2 separate regions of the Homo sapiens genome follow, and region 1 is linked to region 2. Evidence: chromatin contacts called from ENCODE Hi-C or POLR2A ChIA-PET data. All regions are on one chromosome and are shown on one strand. The core of a region is the stretch at or near the end of the contact, and the rest is flanking DNA. Distances in the headings are between cores, read along the strand shown.

Region 1 (6,116 bases), core at 2,035-4,534, 120 kb before region 2:
GGCAAGTAGCCAGCCAGTAACAGCAGAGAGATGGGGACCCATAGGACATATTGGACAAGGGCTTGGCCACACTGTGTTCTGGTCTCCCCTGAGCAGCTGCTAACTTTGTGACGTGGGCATCTCCTTTCTCAGGCCTCAGCTTTCCCATCTGTAAAATGGATTTGAGGCTAAAGACTGCTGTGATGCTAACTTTCTACAGTTCTATGATACTGAATCTTTAGCCATGGCATTCTGAGGGAGGCCCTGCTTTGTTTCTTGGGTAGGACTTGGGGTGGGGGAGAGCTGCCCATGGCCTCAGAACTTGGTGGGGAAGGGGTCTGAGCATGTGAATATTTTCAGCCTGGTGCTTGGCAGGAGGGGGGCTCTGCTTACATATCGGTGTGTTGATACTGACTGCCCCTTCCCTGCAGGGGTCACTTGACCTCCCACCCCGTCTCAGCTGCCTGCCTGGCGAGGATATCCAAGCAACAGTGGGGCAGGGAAGACTTCTTGACCAGCTTGGAGCTGTGCAGGGGCAGCTGATTTGAGGGGGCCATGAGTTGAGTTAGGATTATTTTGGGGGTGTCAGGGGTCAGGAGTTGAAGCATGGGAAGTGGGATGCCAGAGGCAGAGACAGCCAGAAGGAATAAGTGGTGGCTGGGAGGAACCCACAGCCAGGGTGGAGACTTCCCGTTAAAACAGCCCGTTATCCTGGCAGGAGGGAGAGTGCATTCCTTTCCCCCAGGAGATAAGGAGGCCAGATTTTCCTTTCTCAGGGCTCCTTTCTAGGGTAGGCTAGTGGGGGCTCTGTGGGCTGGGCTGGGGCCAGGTCCCTCTGGACCCCTCTGCAGGGTCCCAGCTGGAGCAGCTGGAGCTCCTGGCACTCATCCAAGACTCCCTGCAGCCTTGGACAAGCACTGCTGCAGCAGTGGCAGCACAACGTTTGAATCCCAGTTGCCTCTCTGTGCCTCAGTTTCCTTCCCTGAAAAAAATCCATCTACCTCATAGGGTAGTTGTGAGGCTTCAATGAGTTAATACGGTAAAGCACTTGGAATGAGTGGTATGCAGCGGAAGTAGACAGCACTGTTCTCACCCCAAGATGCCTCTTGTTTCCTGGGGCCCAGGTGAGAACCTAGTGTCTCCTCAAGTCAGATTCTTTTCACATTCTTGGGCATTTGACAGCTCTTTCCGCTGTAGGCCTCTCTAGGCAAAAATCTCATCTCAGCTTACTGACCCCAAGGCCATTATGAGAAAAGGTTCATTAAGCATTTAAAATAGAGCCCGTGTTAGCAGATGGAACAATTTCTTGGTTATTAGAAACCATTCTTCATGAAGAAAAGGCTTATCTTTCCTTTCACAAATGAGGAATCCTTAGCTCAGAAAGAGCCCCGGGACTGCCCTCCTAGACCGCAGGGCATGGCAGGAGCTGCTCTTGTTATGGGACACTTTCAGCCCCTTCCCTCCCAGGCCAGGGAGGCTGCCCTGACATCCCCCAGTCTGGCCTTTCATCCCCTGGGTTGCCCAGCCCTGGGGGTCCTTCCCACTGTTTCACAACAGCCAGTCCTCCCACAGGGTGGAGGCTCTCCCCATGGCCAGGCAGGGCTCTAGGCTGCTCCTTTCTAGGCAGGCTGGGCGGGACTCCCCTGGCCCTCTGGGCAGGTCAAGCCCCACTTCAGATTTCCCTTCTGGCCACTGTTGGAATGCCCAGCCCTCCCTCTGTGTATTTTCTCTCTGGGTGGGGTCTTAGGCTGGAAACCCTGTGCACATCCTCTCTCCACCCTCTCTTTGCAGGACCAAAGTCAATAGGGCTGAAGCCAGAGAGGAGACTGTGGTCCGAGGAAGACTCCAGGCTCACGCCCAGGACTCTTTGGGGGCCTCTTCGAAACCTATCATTATTTCCTCTTCCAAATCTCCAGGCAGTGATCAATACAAAGCAATACAGCCCGATTCAGTTTAATTTCAAAACAGTCCAACGCAATACAGCCGATTCAGTTCTATTTCAAAACACTTTTATTGAACACCAATAGTTGTACCAGGATTGTTATGACCCAGTTCAATGGGAGAGCCCAACAGATTGGGACTTGATACTATCTGGACTCCAAACTGTACTCTCAATTAGGGTTACTGTTCCCCTTTTGACTCTGCGTGTCTTTTGAACAGTTGGCTTCAGCTCTGCACTTCAGTTTCCTCAGTTGTTAAAACAGGCCAATGAATTAGACCATGAAGGTTTCCTCATCTCTCTGCCCTTCCATGTAATCTCTCATTATCGGCCAGTAAGGTTTTATTAACATATGGAACTGTGGTAGTGAGCTTGTTTCACGGTTCTGGAGCACATCCTGTATCAACAATCACAGAGTCAGGGAAGGGAGGAGGGCATGTTATGGAAGCTGGTTTGGGATTTTACCTCTGCCATTGGAAACCAACTGTGTATTTGGACAGTGTGTCCTGAGAGGCCTGAGAGTGGGCTTCTGGCTGGGAAGACTTCAGAATTAGAAGGGTTCTGAAAAATCATCTCGTACTGTGCTACTGAGAGTTCGATCTGCAGGCAGGAGCGTGGCATCTCCGGGGAGCTCATTAGGAAGGCTGGGTCTCTGGCCCATGCCGGTCTCGCTGACTCAAAATTTGCGTTTCAAAGCTCCGAGGGAAAAGGGCTTGTTTACAGTCCCACAGTGAGTCCTCGCATAACCAGGGCCCGAACCCTGGTTCCTGATTCCTGATTTTGCCACTGTTCTTGCCTTCCTCCACCCAGAGATCTTCAGGGTCCTTGTGCCTGGAAGGGGGCCCTGTGCTTCACGCCGAGGGAGGATAAGCATGGCAGGGACTTCTCCCAAATCTATCCTCCTTGAGTTCAGTTTTGACTGGGCTCCTCCCTGATAACCTGTAACTGCTTCACCCTTTGCAGCTCCCAGAAGAAAAACCCCATCCCCAGCCCAGGGAGGCCAGGCCTGCTGTGTTTAATTGCCCATCTCTGTGCCTCTTAGCCCATCTGGGGCTGGGCAGTATCTGAGTGAGTGTCCGGGCGAGGATGGGGCTGCTTGGGAAGGAACTCTTGTGGGTGACAAGTGGCAGGATGGGGCCCGTGGACACTCCCCTTCCTCCCCTTTCCGCGGACCCCCTGGGTCAGGCAGTTTCGGATTGGCTGCAGATCCCCGTCTCCGTGAGGCCGCGTCTGGCGAGGTACAGGTGCTGAGAGGCGCTGGGCTGTCCAGAGGCGGCGCGCGAGGCCGGGTGCGAGGTCTTGCGTGCGCGCCGCGCCCACTTCCTTTGCTGAGGAGCCTCGCGCAGTCTCCGGGGCCTACCACTTCCCCCGACGCCCTTCGGGCGTCGTCGTGCGGGTCCCTTCCCAGAAGCGGCCTCTCCTTTCCCTTTCCTCGCAGAGCCGCTCTTCCTGCGCCCTCCGAGCCCCACCCTCCTAGCTCCGTCCGGAGCCCTTCCTCCGCGCTGGCTATTCTCGGTTGCGCCAGCCTCTCCCATTGTCCATTCGCAGGAAAGGGCTGTCTGGCTGGTCGTCGGTCGCTGGTCCAGGGGTGGGGGACCCAGAAGAGAGCGCCGCCGGAAGCCCCCGCCGCGGCAGCAGCCCGCAGCCCGCAGCCCGCAGCCCGCAGCCTGCAGCCCCAGCATCATTTTTAGAAATCTCGCTTTCTAAGTTAGTCAACAGTGCAACCCGACGCCCACAGGGAGGGGTATGACTTCCCGACTCCCTCTTCTAATTTCAGCAGCCCCCAGCGGCGTAGGGGGAGGGGATGTCGGGGGCACCGCAGGTGCCACCCAGAGCCCCTAGCAGCCGCCTACCCAGGGCAAGGGTCCCATGCCCGGCTGCTGGGCACCCCAAGCAGCCCTGCTGGAGCAGTTCTCAGTCCCACTAGTGACCCCCGCTGCCTGCCTTTGGCTAAGGGGAGGAGGGTAGGCTCCCACGAGCACCCCTTGGGAGCAGATGGTGGGCCCTGAAGAGCCACAGCCCACTGGCCGCATCACAAGAAGCCTGAATTACCCGAATTCCGGGTGGAAAGATCAAGCCTTTCTGCAGACAGAGCTTCAAGGACTTTCCCTCTGCCTGTTCCTGCCTGGGTCTTGTTGTCATTTGTTCTCTGTCTTACCCGCACCCCACCCCACCCCCCTTTTTGTTTTTGTTCTTCCTAAAAGCATACAGCTCAAACTGGACCAAAGTATTTTTATTCCGTGGATAGAGAAACAGATGTTCAGGTCAAACCCAGATCCATTCACACGCAGCAGCTGCAGGCCCCATGCATCCCAGGCCTTCGAGAGTTGAAAGATGTCAGATGACAGGACCCCAGACCACAAGACTCAGTTTCACCAGCAGAGGAATTGAAAGCCCAACAGAGAGGCAAAGAGACTCTTCTGAGGTCAAAAAACAAGTGTTGGAAATCCCTGGGGAGGCTAGACGTGGTGGCTCACGCCTGTAATCCCAGTGCTTTGGGAGGCCAAGGTGGGAGGGTTGCTCGAGGCTGGGAGTTTGAGGTTGCAGTGAGCTACGATAGTGCCACTGCACTCCAGCCTCGGTGATAGAGCGAGACCCTGCCTCTTTAAGAAAAAAAAGGAAAGAAAGAAAAGAAAAAAAAAAAGGAAATTCCTGGGGAATGACTTTGGGATGGATTACAGAGGGTCAGTGTGGTAGATGGAGGCCTGAATTCACTCAGATGTGGGGTCCAGGACAGGCTGTGTCCTCCCAGCTGTGTAAGCTCCAGCCAGTTGCATACCGGTAGGCACATGGTGTTCCACAGGATAGGACTCCTGTCTGCCCTACACAAATGGGGCCGGGGGAGATGCCATGATCTCTGTGGGCATGTTTCCTGGGGCTGAAAGGCAACCTGTGCTGTAAGGGGGTGCAGTGCCAGGGCCTGGGAACCCACCTCCTGGAGAGAGGCCTGGCTTCTGCCACCGGGAGAGGCAGTGGGTGAAATACAGGCAGATCTGGCTATGTAACCCTCGGACAAGCTTTTTCACGTTCCGGAGCCTCAGTGTCCTCAGTTAGTCATCGTACAAGTATGACATTGTAAGGTCTTGTTGTTCAGTGGCTGGCACGTAGGAAGGGTTCAGTCACTGGTCGCTCAGCATTATTTTCAGAAGTGAGGTTGCCCTGTGGTGTCCTTGGAGTGACCTGCACAATCTCTGTGCACACAGTCTTGGCCATTGCTTGGCAAGGACTGTGGCATGAAGACATTATTGGCTATGTCACTCTCAGGGCTGCTGTCCACTCTGAGGCAGGGCATGGTGGCAGTCAGGCCTTGGGAAGTTGTAGGTGCCTCCTGGCGGGACAATCTCACGTGCAGATGTAGCTGCTAGAGTAGAGGTCTCGAACCTTAAGGTCCATGCTCTCCAGAGAGGCTTCAGAAATCTGCCCTTCCCCAAAATGGTATGCAAAATGTGGTGTCTATGGGGACAGGGACCATGGTATTCATCAGACTCTCAAATGGGGGCAACTAAAAGAATTAGGAACCTTTGTTCTGGGCATCAGCAAGTCAGGCATTAAGAGCCACTGTCGGAGGGCATGGCAGGCGGCATGGACCTCAGCCCTACCCTGGGTGTGACCCACTGACCTCACACCATGCTTAGCTAGCCAGTACCGGCCAGTCAGAGACATGAGTGCCTCCCCTGGGCACCCACTCTGCATAAGCCCAACAGAGAGTCAACCATGCCTGAGGTCTGGGTGGGCCACCAGGTTCAGGGTGTGGGAAAGAGACCCAGGCCCCAGCAGGCAGGATGGGGACCAGTGAGCAAGACTCTTTGGGGACTGGCTCAGGACAGGGGACCGTGAGGTGGGGTGGTGATAGGTGAGGGGTGCAAGTCATGAGGGCCTGGGAAAATAGGGGCAGAGGAAATGAGGCAGGGTCCACTGTGCCAGCTTTGGGGGCTCCTTGTTGTCCACTGGAAAGTGGCCCATGTGAGGGATGGGCCACCAGATCCAATGCCCTGCCTCAGTGCGCTTGGTCAAAGAGTTAGAAAATTCTCTCTGAATAAGGCCTCAGACTGTGGGTCATGGAGGTACGACTGGGGGTGTTCTCACCCTCTCTCTCTTTTGCTCAGTTTCTTTCTTTCTTTGGTCCTTATTTTATTTTTCCTGTCTTGTTTATGTTTTTCTCATAAGCCACTCAAGTCATTTTGGGAAACAGAGTACA
Region 2 (5,925 bases), core at 2,376-4,875:
ACAGGTTTCAGAACTGGGATTAGAGCTTATGTGTATGTATCTGAGCAAGGTGGTGGGGGTGCTGAGGTGTGGAATGCCTGGACAACGAGAGTGAGGTGCAGAGGAGAGAAAGACAGGTGTGGCCTCTCTGTAGGGTGGTAAGGCCAGCAGGCTCCCTTGGGGAGGGCATCAGTTGCCCACAAAGGAGAGGAGGAACAGGTAGGACCATTGCGTGAACGGGGTTAGGGACAATCACGGAGGACTTTTGAAACCTGGCAGTTTAGATTTGGTGTGGTAACAAGAGTCAGTGAAGGTTTCTGAGCAAGTAAGTGACATAACTAAAGTGAATTTGAGGAGGATTCGCCTGGCAGGCAGGTTACAGGATGTCTAGCATGGGGGTAGGAGGATGGAGGGAACCTGGAGTCAAAGGGACCACCCAGGCAGACAGAGAAATTCAGACACCAGGTGCTGCGATGTGGCCTAGTGGCCACAGGGATGAAGAGGAGACTTCACCAAGGAAAAGTGATAGGACCTGTTGATGGCCTGAAAGTAAAGGATGAAGCCGTCAGAGATGACTCCATGGTTTCAGGTCCTAGTGGCAGGAGATCTGGTTGGGAGGGACTCGATTCTGTAAAGATGCATATGAAAGTCTTTTGTATTCATAAATGATTCCTACAGAGCTTAGAAACTCTGCACATGACATTCCCTGGTCCTCTTGGTCACCCAGATATTAGGAATTTTGTTTATATTGCATTCAGGTACATTCTGGGACCAATCTGGTGGAATGTGGATGCTGGGTCCTGATGATCAGACCCTGATCTCTGATTCCATATTGTCTGATACTTACCTCCAGTGAGCTCCTTTTCTGAGAATTTTACCACAATACACAGAATCTTTGTGAGATCTAATACACAGACCTTGGTCTGTGGTCTCTTTCAGGAGTTTATTTTTCATAGACTGAATTATTCTCCTAATTTCTTCTTATGTCTGTATATTTTGTAGATGTCAGAACTGAGCCCCCTAAAAGCATATTAAGACATTTTGAAGTCTGCTGGTGGAATTCTAATTGTTTTTGTCTGTTTTCAGCCTCAGAAAGTCTTCACCTGCCATCCAGCAGTTCAGAGTTCGATGAAAGAATTGCCGCTTTTCAAACAAAGAGTGGAACAGCCTCGGAGATGGGAACAGAGAGGGCGATGGGGCTGTCAGAAGAATGGACTGTGCACAGCCAAGAGGCCACCACTTCGGCTTGGAGCCCGTCCTTTCTTCCTGCTTTGGAGATGGGAGAGCTGACCACGCCTTCTAGGAAGAGAAATTCCTCAGGACCAGATCTCTCCTGGCTGCATTTCTACAGGACAGCAGCTTCCTCTCCTCTCTTAGACCTTTCCTCATGTGAGTGCCACATACCCAGCTTAACACTCGGAAGTCACTCAAAGTAGACATAAATCAATGTGCATAGCCAGCTAGTTACATACTCATAATAGTGGGTAAGGGGAAAAGACATCAAGCCAAAATGCCATTCCTCTAATGCCAGGTACTTGGAGTGGAAGTAGGTACAACCTACCCAGTTTATCTCAGTATTGAGCCTCATGTTTAACATAGTTTTTCTTTTTTTGTCGCCCAGGCTGGAGTACAGTGACGCGATCTCAGCTCACTGCAACCTCTGCCTCCCAGGTTCAAGCGATTCTCCTGCCTCAGTCTCCTGAGTAGCTGGGATTACAGGCGCCCATCACCATGCCCGGCTAATTTTTGTATTTTTAGTAGAGACGGGGTTTCAGCATGTTGGCCAGGCTGGTCTTGAACTCCTGACCTCAGGCGATCCACTCACCTTGGCCTCCCAAAGTGCTGGGATTACAGGCATGAGCCACCACACCCAGCCATTGGTGTCTATTCTCAAACAAGAGACCTTACCTTGGGGTGCATGAAATGGTGAGCATTGTACCATTTGATTAGGAGTGAGATTTTTATTTCTTCATTATTGCAAAAATGTTTCCTTCGATGGTAAAGAAAACATGAGTGTACATTTTTCTAGGCATCATTTTGAAAAAAAAAGCAGATATAATGCAGGAGTTTGCAAGGCGTGATATTAGTAACTACAGCTGTGGAGTGCTCTCCTCTCTCTCTGCTGTTCCAATTACTATTCATCACTTAAGTCTCAGCTCAGGGATTCCTGAGCCTTTCTTCAACCATCTGGTCCTCTGTGCTGTACACCTCATCATAGCAGGTCATCTAATGCCTCTCTGCCCAGAGAGACTGTAATCCTCTTGAGGACACCGGCTGTGTCTGTTACTTCCTTTAGGTTCCCCCTCGCCCAAGAACAAGGTGCAGCCGATAAGACATAGGGATTAGCATGTGCCCAGATACCCTCACAGGGCACATCATGCCATGGGCCAAAGAGAGTATTGGAAACTCTGACCATCTTTTTTCTTCTCCGAGGTTTTATTCAGTGTTTGTGTGTGCTGCTTGTGTTTTCATCCTCGTACCATAGGGAGCAGGACAGAGAGGGTTGGAAATGTTCTTGGAAAATAGAGGTTAGGTTGTCTCCAAAATTGCCATTGCAAAATTTTTACAGGTCAGAGGTTTTTAGAAGTAACTTGCGAGACTAGGAGTTTGGGTTTGTGTCATCAAAGCAAAAACTAAACCCAGGAGTCCCTTCTGGAGTGCCTGTTTAAAGCAGCCAATTCTTCTTCCACATACCCTGTATACAGTTTCCTGCTGACTGGATTTGGATATAATTCATGATTCATGTTTTTAGAAGATTGCTTTTTAAGATTATTCATAAACATTGCTTGGATTGGATAAAAGCTGCAATTCTTCCAGCCTCAAAGTTCTGTGGTTCAGTGATTTACAACTTTACTAAACGGTAGAAAGGAAGTATTTTTTAGGAAGCTATGCTTTGATTCTGGTCAGGATCATTTAATATTTATAATTTAAATTCAACCTACTTTGGTGGTATATTTGAAAAATCAGCCTATGTTTCCAACTTTACTGGACTTGACTCTATGACTCTATATTCACCTATATATTTTTTTCACGTATATTTTTCAACACTAAAAAATTAATTGTCCCTGAAATTCTTTACCATCCATCCTTTTAAAAGCTTATACTTTTAACTGCTGGTGAGTTTCATCGTATCTTTCATATCTCTTGAGTCTTTTACTGAACACTTCTCTTCCTTTTTAGTGAACTGTGTGTTCAGTTCGAGGTAGAGTCCCACCACCCTTTTAGATATTAGAGATGGCTCTGGGTGCTGTTAAATGGGGTTCTCACCAGGCATCCAAGTATGTCTGAATCCATCCTGCCAACCTCCCCTCCTCCCCGTGGGGATGCAGAGGGTACATGTACAAAGACCTGAAGTTACATGGGAAACAAACTTCTGCTTTGTTTTTAAAGCTGGGCTGGCATCTGGTAACCCACTAACCAGAGTCTTCCCCTTGAATCTAAATGTTGAGACATTACTGTCCCTTTCTGACTACACGATACAGGAGCTCTAGGCACTCAGGCAAGAGTGCTGAGAGAGAGCCAGCAGGACCTGCCAGGGAGACCTGGAGTCGGCTCAGCCTGGCTGGCCAGCTCTGGAAAAACAAAAGCAAAGGAGGTGAACACTTGGCCACTCCACCCACTAGGAAATATGACCCTGTGAAAAGCCTGGCGCTTACACCAGTCCGATGAGTGATGCGCCTCACTAGGTGAACACAAGGAAGATAGCTAGGAGCCTGGCATGGAGAGGAGGTGGCTCCTTATTTGGAACATGAAGGAATTTGACCAGATGATCTGAAAGATTCTAGTTTCAGCATCTATGATTCCACGTGTATTCAGCCTTTGTATTCTGTGCCTCGTTTCACTCTTCACTCAGCTACACAGAAACATGCATGCAACATAACCTCTTCCGAGGCTGGGATAGTCAGGAGTTACCTGCTTCCAAAACCAAATTGTATGCCTTACAGTGTTAAAGCAAGTATAGGCCTAGGCAATGGAATCAGATTTTTAAAAAGAGATCAGAAACCATTGGAAATTGTTTTTCTTGCTGCTTTACATCTTTTGCTGCTTTATGTCCTTCTATGTGTTCCATATTTTTTAATAATGACCATTGTACTATTTGATCATCGGAGGGAAAAGCAAACAAAGCAACGAACAGGGAAAAAAGCTCCCTTTTGAAGGTGGAAAGAGATATGTGTATGTTGAATTGTGTGAGAGTGGCTACAATTGAGCACTAAATTTAGTACTGAGCTTCCTGGAAACCAGGGCACAAAGGGAAACCGGGTGGGGCATGCAATTGTTTTCAGATAAAGTAAGCATACAATTTCATCCATAGGCATAAGTGTTTGGGGGCAGTACATTTTAAGAGGACTGTTTATATAAGAAATGTTGAGAATCATAATGGAAAATGCCTTCAATTGCTGTTTTGTGGAAATTGAGCTAATGTTCTTTAAAAGGTGATATTTTATATAGATTCTCAATAGGAGCTGAGGATATAATAATGTATCTCAACTTATGAAAGTATTTCTGTGGGTGGCTAAGCTACTGTGGTCCAGGTAAATTGCTTTGTGGTGATTTCACTTTGTAAAGAAAGAGAGCATAAATAACTCAGAAGATTGCAGATGTGACGTATCTTTCTCAAATAGCTGCTTCAGCTGTACTTTCGGCAAGTTCTGGATAGCAGTCAGGTCAAGGTTGAGCGTTCCGATGTGTTCCTGAGGTTCCAGTGTTTTGTGCTGTGATTGAAGAGAGACCCATGTACTTTTAGCAGACGAGTAGGCATTCTTGCAACCTCCCATTATAAAGATCAGGAATTTGGCTTGTTTCTGCTCCCAGATGGATGGTCTTTCCGTCGTTGAATGGCTGCTTTCGGGGTAGAAATGAGCAAGAAGGGCAATTATTAAATAACCAAGAATCCAGCCTGTTGATTAGAAATGTGGTACATTTCCCCCAGATTTATTTAACAGGTGCTCATTTAGTAATATAAGTGGTGTTTGTAGATTAGTTTGACCAAACATTTTCTCTTTTTACGAAGAGTCACCAACTCTGCCAAAGTATTCACACACATTTCATAGCTTTCCCGTGAGGATTAAATGAGATTTGTATACAATGTACTTCGCCCAATGCCTTGCAAGTCATAATTGGTCAGTAAATGGTAGTTTTTGATAATGATGATAATGATGAGATAATGAGATAAAGAAGCAATGTTCTGCAGAGCTCTCAGAGTCAGGGAAAAACAGAGCAGTTTTCCTTTCATGACTTTCAGCATTTGTGACTTTTGTAATTATATTTCTGTGGCCATTGATTTGCTAAATCCACTAGAGATGGACAGGCCTGGGTTTTTCAGGCTGAATTCAGTATCACCACTGGAGTTTTTTTGGTTTGTTTGTTTTGTTTTGTTTTTGTTTGTTTTTTTGTTTGTTTGAGACCAAGTCTCTCTCTCTGGCTCAGGCTGGAGTACAGTGGCACAATCTCAGCTCACTGCAACCTCCACCTCCCAGGTTCAAGCAATTCTCCTGCCTCAACCTCCCGAGTAGCTGAGATTACAGGCACCCACCACCACAGCCGGCTAATTTTTGTATTTTTAGTAGAGATGGTGTTTCACCATGTTGGCCAGGCTGGTGTCAAACTCCTAACCTCAGGTGACCCACCCGCCTCAACCTCCCAAAGTGCTGGGATTACAGGCATGAGCCACTGCACCCGGCCGACCACTGGATTTTGATGGGAATGTTGAATGGATGAAATTAATGCAGTATCCTGGGAATAAAAGTGTTTTGAAAGAACCTCTAGCAAGCTAATGAGGCTGTAATTTGGTGGATATAAATGATGACTCTAATGAAGTTAGGGCTGAGAAGTCACATGGTTGAGTGAGGATTTGGGGCATATCTATAATGCTTTCTTTTCTTTTTATTTATTTATTTCTTTTTTTTTTTAATACTGAAGTGTGTTTTGTTTGTTTTGTTTAGTTTG

What was found. Hi-C counts contacts between places; a loop is a spot of excess contacts on that map. ChIA-PET counts read pairs that join two places held with the same protein, here RNA polymerase II (POLR2A). Pooled maps may share reads with other maps.
Region 1: a loop to region 2 is called in a pooled map, with 2.2 times the contacts of the local background. The contact joins two enhancer-like sites. A Hi-C loop is called at or near these places in 11 of 37 single-sample maps with no recorded cell type and 9 of 50 pooled maps. POLR2A ChIA-PET finds 5 or more read pairs at or near these places in 4 of 52 experiments (AG04449, BJ, PC-9 and 1 more).

What each region holds. Positions count from the first base shown.
Region 1 is chr3:125,139,144-125,145,259 of GRCh38, reverse strand. All of the region lies in intron 5 of SLC12A8 (solute carrier family 12 member 8), which reads left to right. Among named protein-coding and RNA genes, the nearest start is that of MIR5092, 9.4 kb to the left of the region's middle. RefSeq lists enhancers at 1,146-2,099, 2,670-2,899, 2,910-2,999, 2,613-3,436 and a silencer at 3,450-3,679. Within about 2 kb of position 3,284, at least 26 of the 41 ENCODE cell types and tissues checked have a DNase peak (open chromatin) inside an H3K27ac peak, as active enhancers do.
Region 2 is chr3:125,022,648-125,028,572 of GRCh38, reverse strand. It overlaps HEG1 (heart development protein with EGF like domains 1), which reads left to right. Exons shown (of 17, transcript NM_020733.2): 3 at 1,066-1,368. Among named protein-coding and RNA genes, the nearest start is that of HEG1, 30 kb to the left of the region's middle. Within about 2 kb of position 3,625, at least 13 of the 41 ENCODE cell types and tissues checked have a DNase peak (open chromatin) inside an H3K27ac peak, as active enhancers do.